Linked DNA regions of Mus musculus: regions 2 and 3 are each linked to region 1. Evidence: chromatin loops called from intact Hi-C (ENCODE). Cell type or tissue: gastrocnemius. All regions are shown on one strand. Links, peaks and the distances in the headings refer to the core of each region. The heading gives the core; the rest is flanking DNA. Region 1 has its middle 34 kb from the start of Gm33281. Region 2 has its middle 150 kb from the start of 7420700N18Rik. Region 3 has its middle 100 kb from the start of Gm22140.

What was found. A loop is a pair of places that touch in the nucleus more often than their neighbours do. Peaks named below come from ENCODE experiments on the same cell type or tissue, not always from the same donor. Only the 100,000 strongest peaks of a DNase experiment are listed, where the experiment ranks them.
Region 2: a loop joins it to region 1, with 6 times the contacts of the local background. A loop is called at or near these places in 7 of 42 quality-filtered maps.
Region 3: it touches region 1 in a loop (10-fold over the local background); 12 of 42 quality-filtered maps call a loop at or near these places.

Annotation. Positions count from the first base shown.
Region 1 is chr8:33,180,483-33,187,288 of GRCm38, forward strand. No RefSeq gene overlaps it. Among named protein-coding and RNA genes, the nearest start is that of Gm33281, 34 kb to the left of the region's middle. In gastrocnemius, for the core only: no CTCF peak of the experiment used is centred there; DNase peaks (open chromatin) are centred at 4,016 and 4,294.
Region 2 is chr8:31,515,564-31,522,369 of GRCm38, forward strand. No RefSeq gene overlaps it. Among named protein-coding and RNA genes, the nearest start is that of 7420700N18Rik, 150 kb to the left of the region's middle. In gastrocnemius, for the core only: a CTCF peak has its summit at 3,545 (motif pointing right); no DNase peak of the experiment used is centred there.
Region 3 is chr8:32,287,271-32,294,076 of GRCm38, forward strand. It overlaps a transcript of Nrg1 not described here. Among named protein-coding and RNA genes, the nearest start is that of Gm22140, 100 kb to the left of the region's middle. In gastrocnemius, for the core only: a CTCF peak has its summit at 3,060 (motif pointing right); DNase peaks (open chromatin) are centred at 2,502, 3,076 and 6,013; H3K4me3 peaks cover 553 bases.

The sequences.
Region 1 (6,806 bases), core at 1,011-6,010:
GTTCTTCCTCTACATCTTCCGCAGGATTGGGGAGTAGGGAGTGGGGTTGGGAGTGGTGTGTCTCTGGCCCTTTCATCTGCTCTTAGGATACCTTTCCTCCTCCTGGGTTGCCTCGCCCAGCCCTGATGTGAGGGTTTGTGCCCACTCATATTGTATCTTGTACCTGATGGAGATCTCCAGTTCTTGTTATGGCGCTCTGAGCAAACGAATTCATTCCCCAGCTTGGGAGCTGTCTCATAAGGTTTGTGGGCGTTCAGTTACTTACAGCTGTGCCGCCGCTGGTTCTCAGTCACAGGTTGTTTCCATCTCCTTAGAAATGCTCACATCTCTTGTCGAACAGTCCCTTTCACCTTCAAGTCAATAACTAAGAAGTTCTCATTTCAATTATTTCCTTCCTCTAACTCTGACCAGATACAAAGAACTCCTGTTATTGGGTGACACCCAACAACATAATCTGTTTACTTTGAGGTCAACTCTTTATCAAGTTTAATTATATCTAAACATTGTATTTAATTAGTGGCTACATTAACGATTAATTGAACAATTGGGAGTAAACTTATGAATGAGCCACCGTATATGAAATTTGGGAATTATTAGATTTCTCAGACCCCATCCAAGCATGAGCTATGATGTACATAAAAATTCTTCACTCATTATTTCAGTTCTCTTTATAATTTCAGATTCCTAGAAAAACTGATCACATTACAAAGTACGAAGTTCCTCCTGGTATTTTTTCCCTTAAAAGATGAAATTTGTGTATAGTGGAGTCATAGCCTCAGTGGTTCAGAGCACATTTTACTCTACCAGAGCATCTGAGTTGTGTTCCCTGGACCCTGTCAGCAGGAGCATAACCAGCTATAACTTCAGTTCTAAGGGATCTGGTACCTTCTTATGGTCACCACACATATATCGTGTACACACACACACACACACACACACACACACACAGGGAAGGGGGAGGCAAAGGCAGAAAATAAAATGACTTCTAAAAAAGTGAAATATTTGGACATTACTATTAAAGAGGTTACAGTGATTGCTGCTTTTTCAAAAATTTAAAACCAAGAATAGTACATTTGAATAATCTATAAAAGGGTAAAACTGAAAATATCTAAAACTTCTTTAGCTGAAGAATGATCTTATGAAGAGTATCAGATAACAAGCTAGTCTGCTCAGCTGAGTAAGACTGGGTCCACACAAACACAAGCACATGTATGTGGGCAGCGTCTGAGAAGTCAAACTTAGCCCTCTTCACTTACTGTGCTGGGCCATTAGTGCCGAGATGGATGAACCTTGCTCTCGTCTATATGGTAGTCAGTGTAAAGGAAGCCTGGAGCTGAGCTCCCAGGTCTTAGCTAAATGCCCTTCCCAGTCAGGAGCCTATCCCTGGAATTTTTATACCCAACAAAAGTGCCCCTCTGTCTGCCTCAAGACTCTCCTTCTTCTGTTTCCAGATCTTTGTACATGTCTTAGAAAGGCATCCCTGTTCCATCTACTTCCAACAGCCTCTGGGGCTCAGCAAATCCTACCATAGTTTCATTCCAACCTCCAGGAAGTTCTTTTTACTGTAAGTTTGTTGAAGTGGACTAAGTTCACATCCGCAGAAGGAAAACAACTAGTTTAACCTTCACCCCAGCTAACTAGGTAAGGTAAATCAGATCTATGCCACTGTGTGTGGACAGTTCCCTAGTCTGAAATAGTTGATTTGGAAGTAAAACTGTGACCTTAGTCTTGGGAAGGAACCTGGCTACACAGAAGGGTGCTCCACTCATCTGAGAGAGTCAACAAATAAGAGCAAAGATCCATGCTGGCTGCCGATACATGCCAGGGTCAGAGAGGATTGAGGGCATTTGCTTGAAGGAAAAAAAAATAATTACTAGAAAAAAATGGCATTGTCCAGAGTTTCAACTTCCCATTTTGTATATACCACATGTAACATTCTATCTAAACCTACAAGATATGAAAAGGAATTGTCTATAAGTTGGGGGGGGGGGGAACCCATCAATGGGAGTTCACATCAATGAAAGGCCAAATACTGAAATTTTCAAAACCAAAGTTTAAACTAGTATGGTTGATGTGTCAACTTAACCAGACAAGAGGGAAAATATTGTAACTGAAAACCAGCTCAGATCAAATAGAATTTTGAAACTGAACAGTGAAGTTTAGATCAGAAGCCAAACTCTACAAACCTAAGTAAAATTACCTTCCAAGGGTGAAAATTCAATAAACAAACACATTCAAACAAAACTGAGATCTCATCCACAGACACATAAGCCAGGAGGGAAATTGAGAGAGACCTTAGGATGCTTTAGTAAACCATAAAACAAATAGAGTGAAAAATTTAGCCATAAATATTTAAGTAGTTACAACAAACTTTCCCTGGTTAAATATTCCAAATAAGAGATAAGAATTGAAACACTTGGAAAATAAACACAAATAAAACTTAACTCTTTTTTTCCTTATAAATACCATAAATTAAATATAAAGACATAGGTAGTCTCACTAGTGTGGTGATTGTCAACTTGGCTGGGTCACAGAGCCCAGATATTTGGTCAAATATTATTCTGGCTGGTTGTGTGAGTATTTTTAGATATGATTACTATTTAAGTCCATAGAAGAGAATACCTACAGCACACTAAAGGGCGCTGTGCAATTGGTGGCCTTCGTGTTTGAACATGGCATGTTACTTCCGGTTCCTGTTACTGCAATAGAATGTCATCATGCCCGGATGGCAGCGATGTGGAGGAGTTCATTGCACACAGTTGCAAGGTGCAGTCCATTGTGAGAATGGGGAACCATGACGACAGGAGTGGGAGGCAGCTACTCGCTTTATGTAGCAGCCACAGTCGGGAAACAAAGAGCGATGAATTCTACTGCTCCATGGCTTTCAGTATTTTATTCAGTCTAGGATCCCAGTCCCTGGAATGCTGTCACCCACAATTAAAGTGAGTCTTCCCACCTCCATTAACTTAATCTAGATAATCCCTTGCAGGTGCACCAGGCTGGCCTTGAACTCACGGGGATCTGCCTGCCTTTGCCTCCCAACTGCTGGGATTGAAGGCGTGCCCTACACAGCCTGGCCTTAAATAGATATTTCTAATTCCCATATAAACACGGGGATTTTTTTTTTTTTGGTTGGTTGGTTGGTTGTTGGTTTGGGGCTTTTTTGTGTTTGTTTTGGTTTTTTGTTGGTTGGTTGCTTGCTTGCTTGCTTGCTTTTAAGGCAACTAGAAGTAATAAAGAAAATTTTTTTTCTTTCTCCAGGCTTCTTCAACTCCCTAGAACTTTGCACTGAAGTAACACTGAAATGTGAGCCACACAGAGTTGTTCAGCCCCTACACACAGCACCACACCTTGTCACGCCTGATCTCTGAACGGCTTATTCCCAACATTTCTTATTTAAGAAAAAAAAATGCTTCTGAGACTCTACACATTCCCAGTGACAACCTAAAACATGAGCCTTTGTCAACGGCAGCCTTTCTGGCACCCTTCAAAATTGCCATCACCTTCATTTTCACGTGTGCCTACTAAAAACCAGGGCACTGGACACATGTATCCTTTGATTAGCACTAGAGCTATAAGTACAAATTAATGATGTCACTTTCCTCATGATGAAGAACCCCAAATGTAGATGGGGGAGCAGTGCCCAGGAACACACTAGTTCTGGTCTAATGTTGACAGCAATCTGAGCCCTGAGTCCAGAGCCTGCCCTTCAACTTCTTCCCTCTCTCCAAAACTACGACCCTCAAAAGAATATGGGCCCTCAAAAGGAAAAATAATTTATCTTGCTGAAGTATAGCATTGGACCTCTCCCGTTATTTTAGCACTTGTCTAAGTTAATCGTCTAAATTAATCATTATAGATTACTGTCATTTTGTTTGTTTTGTTTTGTTTTGTTTTTTTCAAGACAGGGTTTCTCTGTGTAGTCCTGGAACTCACTTTGTAGACCAGGCTGGCCTCGAACTCAGAAATCTGCCTGTCTCTTCCTCCGGAGTGCTGGGATTAAAGACGTGCGCCACCACACCCGGCTTCCTGTCTCAACGCACGGATATTAAAGAAATGAGGGCTAAAAAGACAGTGCGCTCATGATATACGGTATATATCAAAATTTTTATACCCAAATTAATTGTTTAGTAAAAAGGTAACTCCTTAAAGTTTCTTTTCTCTCACTTCTGGGCAGAATCTTTGGCATCTATAACAATCCCCCCAATCCCCTAGAAAAAAGAAAAGAAAAATAAAGTTCTGTGGCTTAGTTTGTGTACTTCTGTGAACGGGGCCTGCCATCTAGTGGCTAACATAGGAACTTCAGCGACAGAACAGTACGCAGTTGTTAATTGAACTTTTTCTTCCAGGCCAAGAAATTATTTCCAGAAAACTTTATCCTACAACATGCTTCCCTTCAGCTTTCTCGGTTGAGGAGAATGGAGAAGGCAGATGAATGGTGGGACGGTAGGTAGAACTGTAGGAAAAGGCTGGACGGGCCACGTTAGCTTCCTTTTCTGCCTGGTGCCAGGCACTCAAAACTACCCACCCACCACCTTCCTCCACCTTCTCAGCTCTAAGGGACCTGCTGAGAGTCTTCCTGTCAGTCAGCCCGTTCCTGGTCATTAAAAGCACACAGGGCACATAAACTCCCACATTCTTCTTCCCCAAACTTTCCTTCTCTGGTTCGTGTACCCCCAGCAATGTGTCCCATCTTCTGGTCAGACACGTGATCCAGACATGGGAGCCCACGGTACACATATCCAACAATCTTAAGTCCATCCCACATCACCCCTTGAAGGTGACTCCTGGATTTCTGTTTCTCACTGTGACCCTGTCACTACAGCCCTAATTTATTTTTCTGTCCCCCTCTTTTTCCATCTGCATTCCTCCACACTATTCCGTGTTTTCTTGCATATATTTTTATTAGATATTTTCTTCATTTACATTTCAAATGCTATCCTTCATCCGCCCTGCTCCCCAACCCACCCAATCCCGCTTCCTGGCCCTGGCATTTCCCTGTACTGGGGCATATGTTCCTCGCAAGACCAAGGGCCCCTCCTCCCATTGATGGCCGATTAGGCCATCTTCTGCTTGCATATATATTCTTGCATATATTTTTTAAATGTATTCTCTCTGTCTCTCTTAGTCTCTCAGTCATCTGCTCTGTGTGTGTGTGTGTCTGTCTTTCCGTCTCTGTATATATCTCCACCCTCTCCCTCTTCCTCCCCCTTCCCCCCCCCCCTCCCCTTCTCCCTTCTCCCCCCCCCCCTCCTTCTCTCTCTTTCTCTGTGTTATGTATCCCCAGCACGGGTCAGAGGATGCTGGAGTCAGTCAGTCACCTCCTTCCACATGTATGTGGTTACAGGAGACGGAACACCGTTCACCAGGCTTGTGGCAGGTGACTTTTCCATATGAGCCATGTTGCCTACTCTCTTTCAGTAATTTAGCATGGTTAGTAAGCTACGTTAGACAATGGCACTTGGCATAATTTGAAGTAGAAAATAAAATATTCCTTACCACAAACGCAAGTTGGACCAAAGATCAGAATGAAACCATAGATGTGAATATTCATAAGGCAAACCTGTGTCGGGCAATGTGTGTAAACACAGAAACACTTGCAGATACGTGAGGAAGGGGCACTCTCGAGCAGTATAAATACTGAAGCTACAATGTGGATATGATTTGACCAGAGAACACATTTTCAAATCTAATAAGTAATGTAATAAAGGTATTTGAGTAATTTCTTGGTCAAAATCCAGGGGTTTGGCATATTTTTGCCCTCTGGTTTTGGCATGTTTTTAATAAATGCAAATATATGACCATGAGAAAAGTCAGAACTCTAAGATGTCAGTGAAACTCTACCACCCAAACGGCTGATGGCTTCTCAAGTTGTCATTAAGCAATAATTGGGTTGCATAAGAACTGCTGCTTCAGGGCTGGAGAGATGGCTCAGCGGTTAAGAGCACTGACTGCTCTTCCAGAGCTCCTGAGCTCAATTCCCAGCAACCACATGGTGGCTCACAACCATCTGTAGTGAGACCTGACGCCCTCTTCTGGTGTGTCTGAGGACAGCTATGAGTGTACTCATATAAAATAAACTTTAAAAAAAAAAAAAAAAGAGCTGCTTTTTCAGACCTCCTCCCATTAGGGCCCTGTATTTTCATTGAGATGTATGAATGGGAGAAACATCTTTCTACCAATTTTGAACAGGGCCAACAGAGTAGTTTGTCTGCCACTGAAGTACCAAGAACAAGAACTGGTCCCTATCCAATAGGAATTCGCCTGGCCCCATCTTATACCTAGATCCATAGGAGAAGGATCATTTACAGCTGACCATCCTCTGTTCTCTAATAGCATTAGAGAATAACTATCAGGCAGAGAGCAAATGACTTGGGGAGTGTGGGCTACACCCCAGTCTTCTGTTACTTCCTCTTCTCGCACCAGCTCAGGCCCTGCTTTAAGAACAAAGGTAACAGTCGGTTGAGCTGTACTTTCTTGAGGGTGGAGATGGGGTGGGGGAGAACTGTAAAAGACAAGGCCAGTGTCCTGACCTGGCCCTGACTATTTTTACAGAAAGTCTCATGACACAGAACCAAACTATCAACATTTTTTATGAGGTGGGTTCTCGTTGTATAACCCAGGCTGGCCCCAAACCTGTACTTCTTCTTCCTCAGCTCCCAAGGGCTGAAATCAGACATGTACCACCACACCTGACTAAATGATTAGCTATAATCCTCACCTCTGCACAACCCATGACAGAGTCAGAGCAGAGATCTGATCTGACTCAACTATACTACGCTACATGAACACAGTGAAGTTGGAGA
Region 2 (6,806 bases), core at 891-5,890, 1.7 Mb before region 1:
TGGTATGGGATGGATCCCCGGGTATGGCAGTCTCTAGATGGTCCATCCTTTCATCTCTGCTCCAAACTTTGTTTTTGTAACTCCTTCCATGTGTGTTTTGTTCCCAATTCTAAGAAGGAGCAAAGTATCCACTCTTTGGTCTTCATTCTTCTGAGTTCAGCATCCTTAATCATCAGAGAAATGCAAATCACAACAACCCTGAGATTCCACCTCACACCAGTCAGAATGGCTAAGATCAAAAATTCAGGTGACAGCAGATGCTGGCGTGGATGTGGAGAAAGAGGAACACTCCTCCATTGTTGGTGGGATTGCAAGCTTGTACAACCACTCTGGAAATCAGTCTGGCAGTTCCTCAGAAAATTGGACATAGCACTACTGGAGGATCCAGCAATACCTCTCCTGGGCATATATCCAGAAGATGTTCCAACTGGTAAGAAGGACACATGCTCCACTATGTTCATAGCAGCCTTATTTATAATAGCCAGAAGCTGGAAAGATGCCCCTCAACAGAGGAATGGATATAGAAAATGTGGTACATTTACACAATGGAGCACTACTCAGCTATTAAAAAGAATGAATTTATGAAATTCCTAGCCAAATGGATGGACCTGGAGGGCATCATCCTGAGTGAGGTAACCCAATCACAAAAGAACTCACATGATATGTATTCACTGATAAGTGGATATTAGCCCAGAAACTTAGAATACTCAAGATATAAGATGCAATTTGTGAAACACATGAAAGTCAAGAAGAACTGAGTGTTCTTGTAAAGAGCTTAACCCAACACATCACTGAAAACTCACCCATGCTCATTGCTATATGATCAACTTCTAGTATTACCTTATTTTGATTATTACATTATATGAAAGCTCTTGATGCCTATTTCATGATGCCATCTGAACATTCCAGGATTACATATTGTACTATGCATCATCTAGCTTCATTGTTTTTTGCTTGAGTTCCAGAAGTTATGAACAAGTCACTTTTGCCACTTCAGTACTACAGATGGTGTATTAAGTCCTGAGACTGGCACTTCAGTTTCAGTTGGCAGTGATGTGATTCAAAGCCTGGGTCTCTCCTCCTAGAATACTGCTGCCTGCTCAGAGCCAGAGTCTCCATATGTGAGGGTCAGCTTGAGGATGAATGGTTATATTTCCTGACGCGGGGTATAGAGACACTTCCTTGGTTATTCTGGGTTTCACCTGACTCTTACAGATGAAGGATCTATGCAATCCACTGATCCCTCCAGCCAACTCTAATATTGACAGTGATATAGGCCATGAGTTAACTCCACTGATACCGTAAGTCTTTATATATAATATTGGAAAGATCTGGAAGTTTTGTCTGTCAGGCCTCTAGTTCATAGCTAGTACCAGATCACAAGTCATCAGGGTTGGCTCTGACCTTCAAGGCAAAGCCCATGTGTCAGTTATCCTCCTCTGTTCCCCAGTAGAAGGAATTTTGCTTCCTCTGCTGCCTGAGAGAAAGGGTCCCGGAAGCAGTCCCCAGGATATCTGCCTAATCAGGTTCCAGAGACGTTGTCCATAGTCACTGTACAAGAGGCAGGGGACATGGGTCTCTGCTTGGCACTCACTGTAGCAGGCCAGATCCTGGAATTCAAGTGTAAGGTCTAGATTTAATTCCTTTTTCATCCCTAAAGCAGGAGACATCTTCTATCACATCATATTGCTTATAGCTGGAAAAAGGATAACATGGGCAACCCCTTCTTTGATGCAGTTTCCTTCTTTGCTGTACTCATTGAACCCAGGCAATGTGTTCTCTACTTGGTCATTTGGTGGCCAATTAGCTGCTTAGATCTGGGTTTCAGTGAGGCGATGATTACTGGAGGATCTGCCTCAATTGTCCCATTGCTAATTAGTATTTATTAAGCATATTGCTTTCTAAAACATGTCCTTGCTTAGAAAAACAGAGTTCATATTCTCATGTCTCTCGGTCTCACAAAAGTGCAGAAAATAATTTAAAAGTTAATAAGGTAATAACCATAATTTATGTATTACTCTAGGTGAGACACATGTCCTGAATAATGAGAATATCAATTAAGAAGCAACAAAGAAATTGAACCAAGTTTGGCATGTAAATGAAGGTTTATTTAAGAGAGCATTTCAAATATATTGTTGGAAATATTTCTGACTCATTTTCAGTTTTCATAACATTTAACTTTAAAATTGCATGTGCTTAGGTAACAGGCATATATATATGATATATATATATGATAGTCATCTTAATAGATCATAAGAGCCATTCAATAAAATTCAACTCTTACTCATAAAACCTGTGTATTTCTGATTTGCCTTATTTGTAAATATTTTCAGCTATTTCTAATTACTTTTTCTTTTTTCTTTTTCCTACTTCATAGAGCATTATTTATATATATACACACATACATATATATTTATATATATTTCTATCTACTGTATAAGCTCTTAATGTTTACAGGTTTTTCAGGTTACTTTTGTCCAATAATCATTATGTCTATTAAGTCTATGTGTTCTTTAACGATCTATTTTCTTATATTCTTGTGTGTGTGTGTGTGTGTGTGTGTGTGTGTGAATGGGTACAGATCTAAGTGCTTGTGGAGGTCAGGAAAGGCCTGGGATGCCCTGGTGCTGGACAATCACTTGACTTGGATGTTGTGATCCAATTCCATGTCTTATGCAGTACAGCAAGCATTCTTAACCATTTTACCATCTGTCCAGCACAGTAAATCTATATCATATCAGAATGCAGGTACGTGGGCTGAATTAATGGTGATAATGGCAGAAATGCGCTCCATCTTACTGGAAGTAATTTGATGACATCACGGGGCTTTATAATTACGGCAGTGTTCTTGTCTACATGCTTATGACGTCATCATTTTGCTGCCTACTCAAAAAACAAGTGTTGAATTTTAGGACGTGTTTCCTAGCATCTGTTGAGATACACATACTGAAGTTGTGAGTCACATTAACATGTGAGCGTATGTTCAGTCATCTGTGCCTTTGAGAGAAGCTCTCCTACCTCACGAGGTATCACTACCAGTCTGTGGACAGCCAAGGCCAGGACTTTTACCTTTGAGAAACCATGGCTGAGTTTGGGCATTCTGCAGGTTCTTGGCTGACAGTGCCATTGTGTTCTCATTAACCTTAATTCTCCCATAGAGAGCATGATGGCACTTCTCTACCATCACAAAGTAGCTATAAAAGACTTCTATATAAAACCATGGTGATCAGAGAACCAACGAACACGAACATTGCACATTGGATTCCTACTTTGTAACTTCCTAACAGCATTGGTGACACCATTGAACAGATGAGGAACCAGAAGTACTTGATGCTGTGTGTTTCTTTCCCTTAGGATGGTATCAATGTTAGAAATGCTACATAGACTTGTCAGAGAGTTTAGGGATCCTAACCCATCCTTCTAAATGAAGCCATTGTCCAGATTAAAGAGCATATTGATGATTAGAAAATTAAAATGGCTGGGGGTGGGGGGCAGGGGGTGGTATTTTAAAGATTGTCCACTAGATGGCATTATGAGCCTATCAGAATTATTTTAACTGAATATTTAGTCACCAGTTAAATACTAGTTAACTAAAGAAAGATGTTAGTGAATGGCCATCACTAAAAAGAACACCATCAAGAAAGTTGCTAATCCCATTTGTTCGGGTACATGTTAAATGTAGCAACAAGTGCAACAATTATGCTAAAAGGAAGCAACAAAAAACCCTATTTAAGGACAGCCTTGAAAGCAATCCCTCCTGTAAGCATGGTAAGTGTCGAACTCTAGCAAAAGAACAAGGTCTTACAATAAAATGTCAATCATGTTTTACATAAATAACTAAAAATCCTTTTTACCAAACTGAATTACACAACGTCTTCATGAGTGACTCCAGGAGAACTTAAATGCACGTGTCAACAAGCAGGATTAAGCGTGGCTTTGAAAGGAGGTTGGATAGGATGGCAATGACAAAATCATTTTGGGTTTAAATGACAGTTTTCTTATTCGGTTGTCTTTTGGGGGCGACTGTTGGAGGCAAAAATACTTGCATACAATTTAGGAAGTAAGAATAAACTCATTTGCTTTTGATTCTTATGACATAAACTAACTCATCTTGGACCCCAGACATGCTGATGCTTTCATGAGGGCCGTGTTTACCCACCTTCAACAGTTTTCAACCAGTTCTATTTTCCTTCCAATAACATAATTTATCCTAACATTTCTCTTCCTATTTCCTTCAGTTTTGCTCATTCCTATGGTATTAATGGTTCAACATATGGTTCAACTTAAAGTTTTGTGCTTTATGGTCATGCTAAAGGGATTAGTCGTTCAGGGAAATTATACTTTGAATTTTGACCTTTTCCTGGGCTTGTAATATATTCTTTGATACCCTTGTCTTGGGCAACAGCAGTGAGCTACAGTCAGCCATGCCATCCTGAGGGTAAGCTATCAATATTCCACCATGAATTGTGTTGCTTTCCTAAGAATGCATGGTTGAAGTGTTACCTGCATCGTTGAGCTCATAATAGTCTTAATAGGAGAATCTTCCATGTAAGTCAAACATCTGTATATGAAAGAATGATATTATCCTTTATTTATTTTCTTGAGAAAGACGGTACCTAGGTGAGCACCTCACATAGTCATTCTTTTTAGATTCTGGTTATCACAGATTTGAAATGATTTACAGCACAATAGCTTTCAAAGGAATCGCTTCACAAGTGTGAAATAGACTTTCCATTAGTAATTATTTAATGATTTTTCTAAATATGTGTCTGATAAAGAAAAAAAAATTACTTTCAAATGGCCAGTAAGTCTTGGGAAAGAAGAAGAAAAAAAACCAAAACCTCAAGCCATAACATATCTTAATCTCATCCAAAGTAAAGAAAAACTCAAACAAGTCAGGCTATATAAGAGAATTAGGAAAGTTTTACTCTGTTAAAGTTTTGGTTTCAAGTAGAAAGGACTGTGGGCCCCAAGGGGTACTCACAGGAAGACTAACAGTCAACTAACCTAGACCTTTAGGGTTCCCAGGGACTGAACTACTAACCAGAGAGGATACATAGGCTGGACCTAGGCCTTCTTGCACATGTGTAGCAACTGGAGCAGGGGCTCTCCCAAAAGCTGTTGCCTGTCGGCGGGTGGGATATGTTCTACTAGCTAGGCTGTCTTGTCTAGGTACAGTGAGAGAGATTGTGTCTAGCCCTGCAGAGACTCAAAGTGCCCGGGGTAGGGGGTTACGGGGGTGGGGGGTGGGTGCAGTATTCACTTAGAGGGGAAGGGGATGGTGGAAGGATTGTGGAAGGGGCTGACCAGAGGTGGGCAGTGATCAGGATGTAAAGTGAATTAAAAAAAAAAGTTTCAAATGTTACTTCCCAGATTGTGGAATTCAGTCCTCTCTGTTAATTAATAAACAGACAGCATTTGAAGTCATGCCACTCTCCCCAAATCAAAGGTCAAGTAGAACATTCACCTTCAGGTTTCAAGAGTTGACTCATGCTGGCTAACGTGGCCAGGGTACAGAATGGTAGGAGAGATGGCTTTCTACCTCCCACCAGTCATGTGAGTAGCGAGTCACTCCATTCTGGCTCTGGAGAGCTCTCTAGGTGTCTGAGTCAGACTTCTTAACCAATGGCATTCAGAGAAACTCAAGCTGCCCCTTTTAATTCAGTAGGAGAGAAAAAATGTGTGGAATGTTATTTGCCAAACTGTGACCTCAATTCAGACAACATGCCTGGGCAGGTAAGGCAGGCTCTAGCATCTGGTAGCTTGAAGCATTAAGGGTGTACTTAGCAGTTCTAACATTTCAAACACAGAAGTACTTGCTGTAAGAAAAGAGTCTCTCCTGTGCTGATAAGGATAGCATACAATGGAATTATTATATATTTTTTTAAAATAACCCAGCCCAGCAAAGTATGTGCTATCAAATAACATCTTTTCTAACAAGTGACAAATCTTGTCTTTGAGAACAGGTTTGCAGGTAGCTTGGAGAGAACAAAGAATGACTTCAGAAATTTGAAGAGTTGGAAAAGTGAACACTCTGGGTCTAAAATCCTGTTTATTGTTATTATTTTAAAATTTAGTTTTCCACACTTTTCCTGACTGAGCTGAGGGCAGACTGAGGGGCTGTTCTTGTGATTCTGTGATTTGACACCATTGTGTGTCTTCTCACAAAAGGATCATTCGCTGACAACACAGCCAGGTCGACTCTAAGCTTGGTGGGCTTTGGTGGGACCTGGCACACTTTACCTGGATTTTCACACATGAGGATGCTTAGATCTAAGAGCTGGGCTTTTGCGTCATTTTCTGTTCAAAGAAATTCCAAAGATCAGTTAAATTTATCCAATTGATATTGAAAATGGAATCTCATGCACTGTTTAAAAAAATCATCCAATGCTCTAGAAATAGATGGATTATTTTTCTTAAAGTAAAATTTATTTCGTTTGTGGTAATTGGCTGAATATAAACACGAGGAAAGACTGAAGGGAGTCCTTTCTGCATGAAAACTATCTATGGAGATTAACTTAGTCTCTGTCTTCTTCAATGTTAGAAATACCTTTGGACCAACACTGTAAGATGGGAGTTTTAGGTAAAAAGGAAAACTTTACAGATAAAAATCTGTGTCTTCGCCACAGCTACTCTTTAACTTGGAAATGTGTAGCAGCCTCTAGAGAAAGCTAGTTGGAAACTCTATGGTGTCCGCTTTAAGTCCTTCAGTGGCATGTCACCATAAAATGTCAAGTGAAGCTTTTATCACAGGTGGAGAATTTGTTAGCCAGCGCCAGAATGTTAACACAGGCGATGTCATAAAA
Region 3 (6,806 bases), core at 1,060-6,059, 890 kb before region 1:
CTTTTGACATGTGAATGAAGGAAGCAGTTCTGTACACTTTGGAACATGCAAGAAGACTCATGAGTGTGATCACCAGGTCTTGGGTCACCTGGACTCAAAATGCTATGAATGAAACCACCTGAGGTGGTAATTCATGGACTGTGTGTCATTTGTTCAAACAACTAGGTTGATGAGAAATGCAGAAAAATCATAGGAAAGAAATAATAACCCATGACAGAAATGCCCCCAAGTAGGGACTACACTGTACATTCCAGAGGGGTTAGGCAGAGTCTGATTTTGTCAAATAAGCAAACAAACAATGGGTCCAGGGAAGTCTGGGTTGATGGGTGGTAACTGCAGGACATGTTGGATGCCTCTGCTACCATGTGAGGAGGAGACAAATGGGAACCAGTCATCTGGTCCCTGAGTTGCTGGTCTACATTTATGAACTCCATTTATTGTTATGAAGTGAAAGCAACTGACCATTTTGACAGGGAAGTTTGATTTCCTAAAGTCTACAGTCAAATGACCAAAAATAAAAACTCATTTTTTCCAGTCTTTGGGCTTGCGGTTTTATCATATTTACATCAGCAAAAATTTAGAATGAAATGGTACACCCCATCAAGGCAAAACAAACAAAGTTATACAGTGAAAGGGTATGGCTCATCACGATAAAAGTTGGCCAGGAATGGAAAAATTCCCAAAAGTCATTACGTAACAAACTGAAATTTTGTAATTTAGGAATATAAATAGTTGAATATAAAATCAATAACTTCTAATTTTATCCATTAGCTAAGTTCAAGTGCAAAAAAAATTTTTTTCTAGCATTTATGTTTCTAACATTCATTCTGAAATACAGATGGGAATAAAGGACAAACTGAGAAGAGTAGTTGCCCAATCACTGTTAATCCTAACATTCAGGAGGTTAAGGTATAGTAATATATTTTCTGATTCAAAAGGAAACATGGTTTATCTGGTTTCAGAAGTGTTGTTGACGAGGCTGCCCAGACCCTAAACTGCTAGTTAGTGAAATCCCCCTGCCTCACTCACTTCATGGCATGTTCCAGAGTTTCCACACGGGGGAACATCCTTTATTGCCTGTGTTTGTCTGTCTTCATCTGTCTAAAGAATATGTTTACCAGATGTTGCCATAAGGAACGTGTGAAGTATGGTCTCTGCAAAATACAAAGTGCAGGGCTCACAGTCCCAGCTCTCTACTAAGTTTTCATTTCCAAGTTCTGCTTCCTCACCAGTAAACCTCAGGATTCCCTGGTTGGGGGAAAAAATAAAAACAAAGGCTGAAACCATTTGCCCTAACTGCCACCTGGTGGCCCCTATGAGACAGTTTTGGAACTCCTGGGAAGGGTTGGGCTAAAGCAACAAGATGCTCCCTACATTGTAAACACAGGGTTCATGTCTCTCCCCCACTTCTGGGTAAAAGGGGGCTTGAGCACCAGGAGGTGAGGAACATATTTAAGATGCAGGTTGCTCCTGGCTGTAATGCTGGGCTGGCCACGTGCTAATGGACAGCTCTTTAAGCTTATGGTACTTGGGTGATTTTGCACTTCCCAGGATGAGAATGCTTGGTGACCAATGGCTCTCAATTCCAAGGCCTCCATGGGTCACTGGCTCCTAAGCTAAACCTCAATTTTATATGCTGCTTTTAATTGGCTGGAAAAAAACCCCTCATTGTTTTATAGTGCTTTAGGGACCTAAGGTAATTTGCATTGTGACCTCAGTATAGTTTAGAAGACATGCTAGCACTTTGCAAATATTTGATTGATATAAATAAGTATCTTCTTTTTTGTTTTACTTATGAGGCTCTGATAAGGGTAGAATATTACAGGTTACTTGTAAACGGCAACTGTCTATATGGAAATGAAAGTCCACACCTTCTGACCCTGATATTCCTTAGGTAGTGCTATATCACTGAGATGTTTGCTTCAAGTTCTCATCCACGAGACATCCTTTTATCTAGAGCAGTGGTTCTCAACCTTCCTAATGCTTTGACCATTTAACACAGTTCTTCATGCGGTAGTGACCCCCAACCATAAAATTATTTTATTGTTTCATAACTGTATGTTGCTACCCTTATAATTTGTAATATAAATATCTGATATGCAGGATAGCTGATATGTGACTCTTGTGAAAGGGTCTTTTGACAACACCCCCCACACACACACACAAGGGATTAATACCCACAGGCTGAGAACCACAAGTCTATCGAGCCCAATGAGGGTCTCTAACTATTTACATTGTTTTGTGAACTCTGACTACCTTTTGATTTAACATCTAGTTGGTTTAGGGAAACTAGATTATATATATAATCCATACAGGGTTGTGACGGCTCTAAATGGGGAGCAGATTTAAAGACTCCTCCTCACCCCCAGAAAGATCATTTGCGTCTTGGGTAGTTCTAAGAGAACTTACTTCCATTAGACAAGTAGACTGTGCTGTCCAAGAGAAAGCAATTTGAGGCTGAGCCTTTGGGAAGGATGCCAACACACTGTACAATTTATGCTCTGCCTCCTGCAGTCCAGCAGGAAGGCCAGCCTCCACATTGTCTCCTCCACGGAGTCACACTGATGCTGCGAGCCCGAGATACTGAGGCCCTTTCAGGTTCATTACAAACACGGAGCATCCTTTAGGCAGATCATTCACCGAGTCTCCTTCACGTTTCGTTCCAGTTATTGTTTATTTTATTTTTCTTTTCCTCATCTTATGATGACCCAGAGAATCCTGAACTTGGAAGGGACTTTGGCGACCCTGGATTTTCATTATGTCATTTCGCTCACAGCTTTTTACAGGAGTGGGGATTTAGGACCGCTGGACAGAATGCAAAGCAGTTCAGACTCAGACTGGTCCCTTACAGCTATGTCTCGGCTGTATCCTTTCCACTGCTCCTACTCCATGCATCGTGTCCCTCAATCATGGTAAACTGTTGCTATTCTGTCCTGCTGTTCTGATGCCTGTGAGTGCATACATTTCTGCTAATACTTTCCCTAGTCTCCTCAGACTCCACGAATTCCTTTTCTCAAGACTTCAGTGGGACCCACGGTCTCTATGGTGTGTAGTCACTAGAGGGCAACCTGACCACACACAGCTGAGGAGGATGAGGCCCGCTGAGTTGGATCACAGCTAAGAAGATGCAAAACTCCATGCAGGAGATCGGGTGTGTGTCACTGGTTACACAAGCATGTTTATTTATACAGGCCCTTTTAAACTTATCAATATCTGGAGAGATAACTCAATTATTATCATTATCTTTTCAATCAAATAACAAACAAACAAACAAACAAACCAAAAACTGCCCCCCCCAAACCAGGAATCCTAGGTTCAGAGAGATGAAGAGACTTACACAAGGTCACAGACATCTCACCTGATATTCTTTCACTGAACACTATGCAGCAAAAAGATGTAGGTTTCTAGGTTTTAAGATCCAAATCTAACCACAGCAAAGTATTATTTCTTTGCAAAACAGTCGAGAGAAGTCCAGGTTTGCTTTATGCCATTAAGAAATAACACACTAGCCATTTTTTAGTTAGACTAAGTTGTCTATCATCTTAGGGGAAATTATTTATTTAAACCCTTAAAAAATATCTGTCCAAGTAATCAGAAATTGTAGTACTCTTTCTGCAAGCCCCAGGTATTACTTAGTTATTCTCGAGTTACTTTAATATGATTTCTTTTGCAAAACGAATACAGTATCTGACCCTGTTTCTCTTATCTATATGATATTTGAAGTAAAGAAGGACAAATAGCAAGACGGCTTTCTATTTCCAAAACATGGCGTCTGTGAGAGAAGGCCATTGCTTTTCTCTGTGACTGAATGCCTCACAGACAGGCTGTTCTCTGGTCAGCAACACTGCTTATTTGCCGAGCCTGTCACCAGCAAATGGAAATAGAATCTATAATGAGCCAGACTCAGGGATCAGTCTCTGAAACCTTTTTTTCTTTTCTTTTCTTTTCTTTTCTTTTCTTTTCTTTTCTTTTCTTTTCTTTTCTTTTCTTTTCTTTTCTTTTCTTTTCTTCCTTTTCTTTTTCTTTTTTTTTCTTTTTTTTTTCTTTTGTCTATCTCCTCTTTGTTTGACCAGGTGGGTTCCTTAAAATACCATTATTTAATCGTGGCAAGTGAAAATCTGTTTTCAGGGGACCTGAAAATATCTAAGCCAAGTGTGATGGCTGAGAAGGAGGGAGAGAAGAGAAGAGAACTTCCCTATCATATGGTACAGTGAAAGGCTTGAAAAGACAGAGGTTGGGCTCACAGCTCTGGAAAAGTGGACTGGCCCTGGGTATGGTGGGGGACAGGGCACAGAGAGAATTTAGAGTGGGTCAGGTTTTCTCTATCTCTCCAAGAGTTAGCTATTTCATTTATACATTAAGCCAAGAACATAAAGGAAAATTAACCAGTTATGTAGACTGTTATAAACCCTGATTCCTGGCAAAACTCTTATCCTAGAGGTAGAAGAGAAATGAAGTAACTCAGGAGACAGAGTTAAAGACTCCAGGACACACTGCTTTTGTATCCATTAGCTTATGTTTTTTAAATCTGATTTTTTTTAAAACATAGTTTTAAGTGAGCATATTGGAGTCAGGTAAAGAATTGATGAAAAATTCCAGCAAATCTTCTGTGAAAACTCATGCATATTGATTACAGAAAAGATATACATTCATATGCACATTTTCTTCCTTGTGGCCTGGGAGATAGGGGTGTGTGTGTGTGTGTTCCAAGGTACACTGCTTAATTGTGAAAAAAATGCATAAAGATTAGGGGGAAAGGGCAAATGTATTTTGGTAATAAAGATCTGGATGACAGAAGGGAGAGAGAATCACAAATGTGAGAATACAAACCTTTACATATAAATAAAACACTAACCACAGGAAGAGAACAAATTAAAGTGTATGTTTGATTTTAGCTTTTAGGCCACTAAAAATATAATGTGGCTTTCCCTAAGAATGCCGACAAAGACTAATAATTTGTTTCTAAATGCCAAGAGCACAAGAGTATGTTCAGTACATCACTACTACCTGATATACAGTCTACAACTACAACTCTCCTTTGTAGGAGCGAAAACAAGATGAAATAAATGTATTCCCTAAATATCCACTGGTTTTACTGTGACATGCTGCCTAGAAACATCCTGACCACAAACGCTGTGACTGTCTACAACCTGTGAATGAGGCACAATCGCAAGAGCAGACCCCGGTGTACTTATTTGCCCCAACCCAACGTTACTGAGGCTTGTTTTTCTTTCTTTTGGGTTTACTTAATTCCTGCTAAGATTCTGAGAATGTGAGCTAAAACATACCCAGAGCAGCATGATTTTCCAAAGGCAGCTCTTTGTCCCTTTTTTCCATGCTTCTCAAAAGTTAATCCTGCCTACCAATCATTAAAGGAAGCAGGCCCTTTTACTGTTACACCGCTCTGCATCAGTGTCTATGGGGGTTGACAGAACACACACCCTCTAAGCATCTCACAGCCTTAGGTCCGCGTGTAACTACAACTCATTCGGAATTCTCATTCTAGTTTTCTGCAGAGGCAACAGCACAGCCACAGCGTATAGATAAGAGAGATTTCTTTACCTTTATTTTTAAAAGAGGTTAAAAAAATCATTTCGTGTCTTTTTCTCATGTATCCACAGAGAGAAGGTTAAAACTCCGTAGGTGTAGGTGGTTTGCCTGCCGAGCTGCCTCTGTGGGCCGGGCTCCGTTTACAAAGAAGCAAAAGAAGCAAAAGAAGCAAAAGAGAGGGGAAAAAAAAGGAAAAGGAAAAGAAAAAGAAAAAGAAAAAGAAAGAAAAAAACAACGATAACAAAAAAACCACGATTTTAGAATCTGTTCCAAGCCGTGTTTTGTGGACTGTGATGAATGGCATGTTGCCTTGGTAATTTCAATCTTGTCAAAAGCCTCAGGTTCCCAGCAGCAGAGCCCACCATGATTGGCTCCACCCGAGGGACGTGGATCTCGGGATTCCCTCCTAGCTAGCAGCAGTGACATCACCGCCACTCCTTAGCGGCGCAGGGCTGGCGCGGGAGGAGCGCCGGGAGGGGCGTTGCTGGGGTTTCCAGGGAAACACTGCAGCAGATGGCTAGCCTCAAGGAGCCAGAGCCACACATCTGCAGCGCGGCTGGTGGGGAGGATATTTTTGGAATATCTCTGCTCACTGAGGTCCGGCTAGTTCTGATATTTTCACCTCCATGCCTTTCAACCAGTGGGCTTATTTCTTCCCGAGTTCTTTTATTTCTGGAAAGGGGACTTTCTATTTTTACAGTAAGAACCGAGTCAGAAGGATCCCAACCAATCTTAAACTTCCATACTCCCCAGTTTTCTTTCTAATTCACCGGCCCCTCCTCACCAGACTGTCAAGGTGATTCAAGGAACACAAGGGCACATGTTGCTAAGGTAACGGGATTGAAAACCTGTCTGCGCGTGCAGAAGCATTCTAACCTGGGGTTTCCCTCATTTGCATTTTAAGACTCCTGGGCTGCAGCCTCCATGCAAGCTTAGTCCTTGTAGCAAGAATAAGACACATTTTAAAATAGTGATTGCTACCTCGAGGGTCAGTAAGCAGCTTGTACCACTGTGAGCTTAAATAAATTCAAGAAAAATATCAGGTGCCAACCATTTCCAGCTCCTTGGTGAGTGAACCAGTGCCAGGAAGAACAGGACCCTCTCCTCCACCACATTTTAAAACTGAGAGAAAGGAATTCCCTTTTTGCTTTTCTTCCAGAATTGCCCTTGACAGTATTTTCCAAGGTTAAACTTTGCCTTCACTCTTATTCCTGGTAACTTAGGACATCTCACTCCACATTCACAACAAAGGAGAT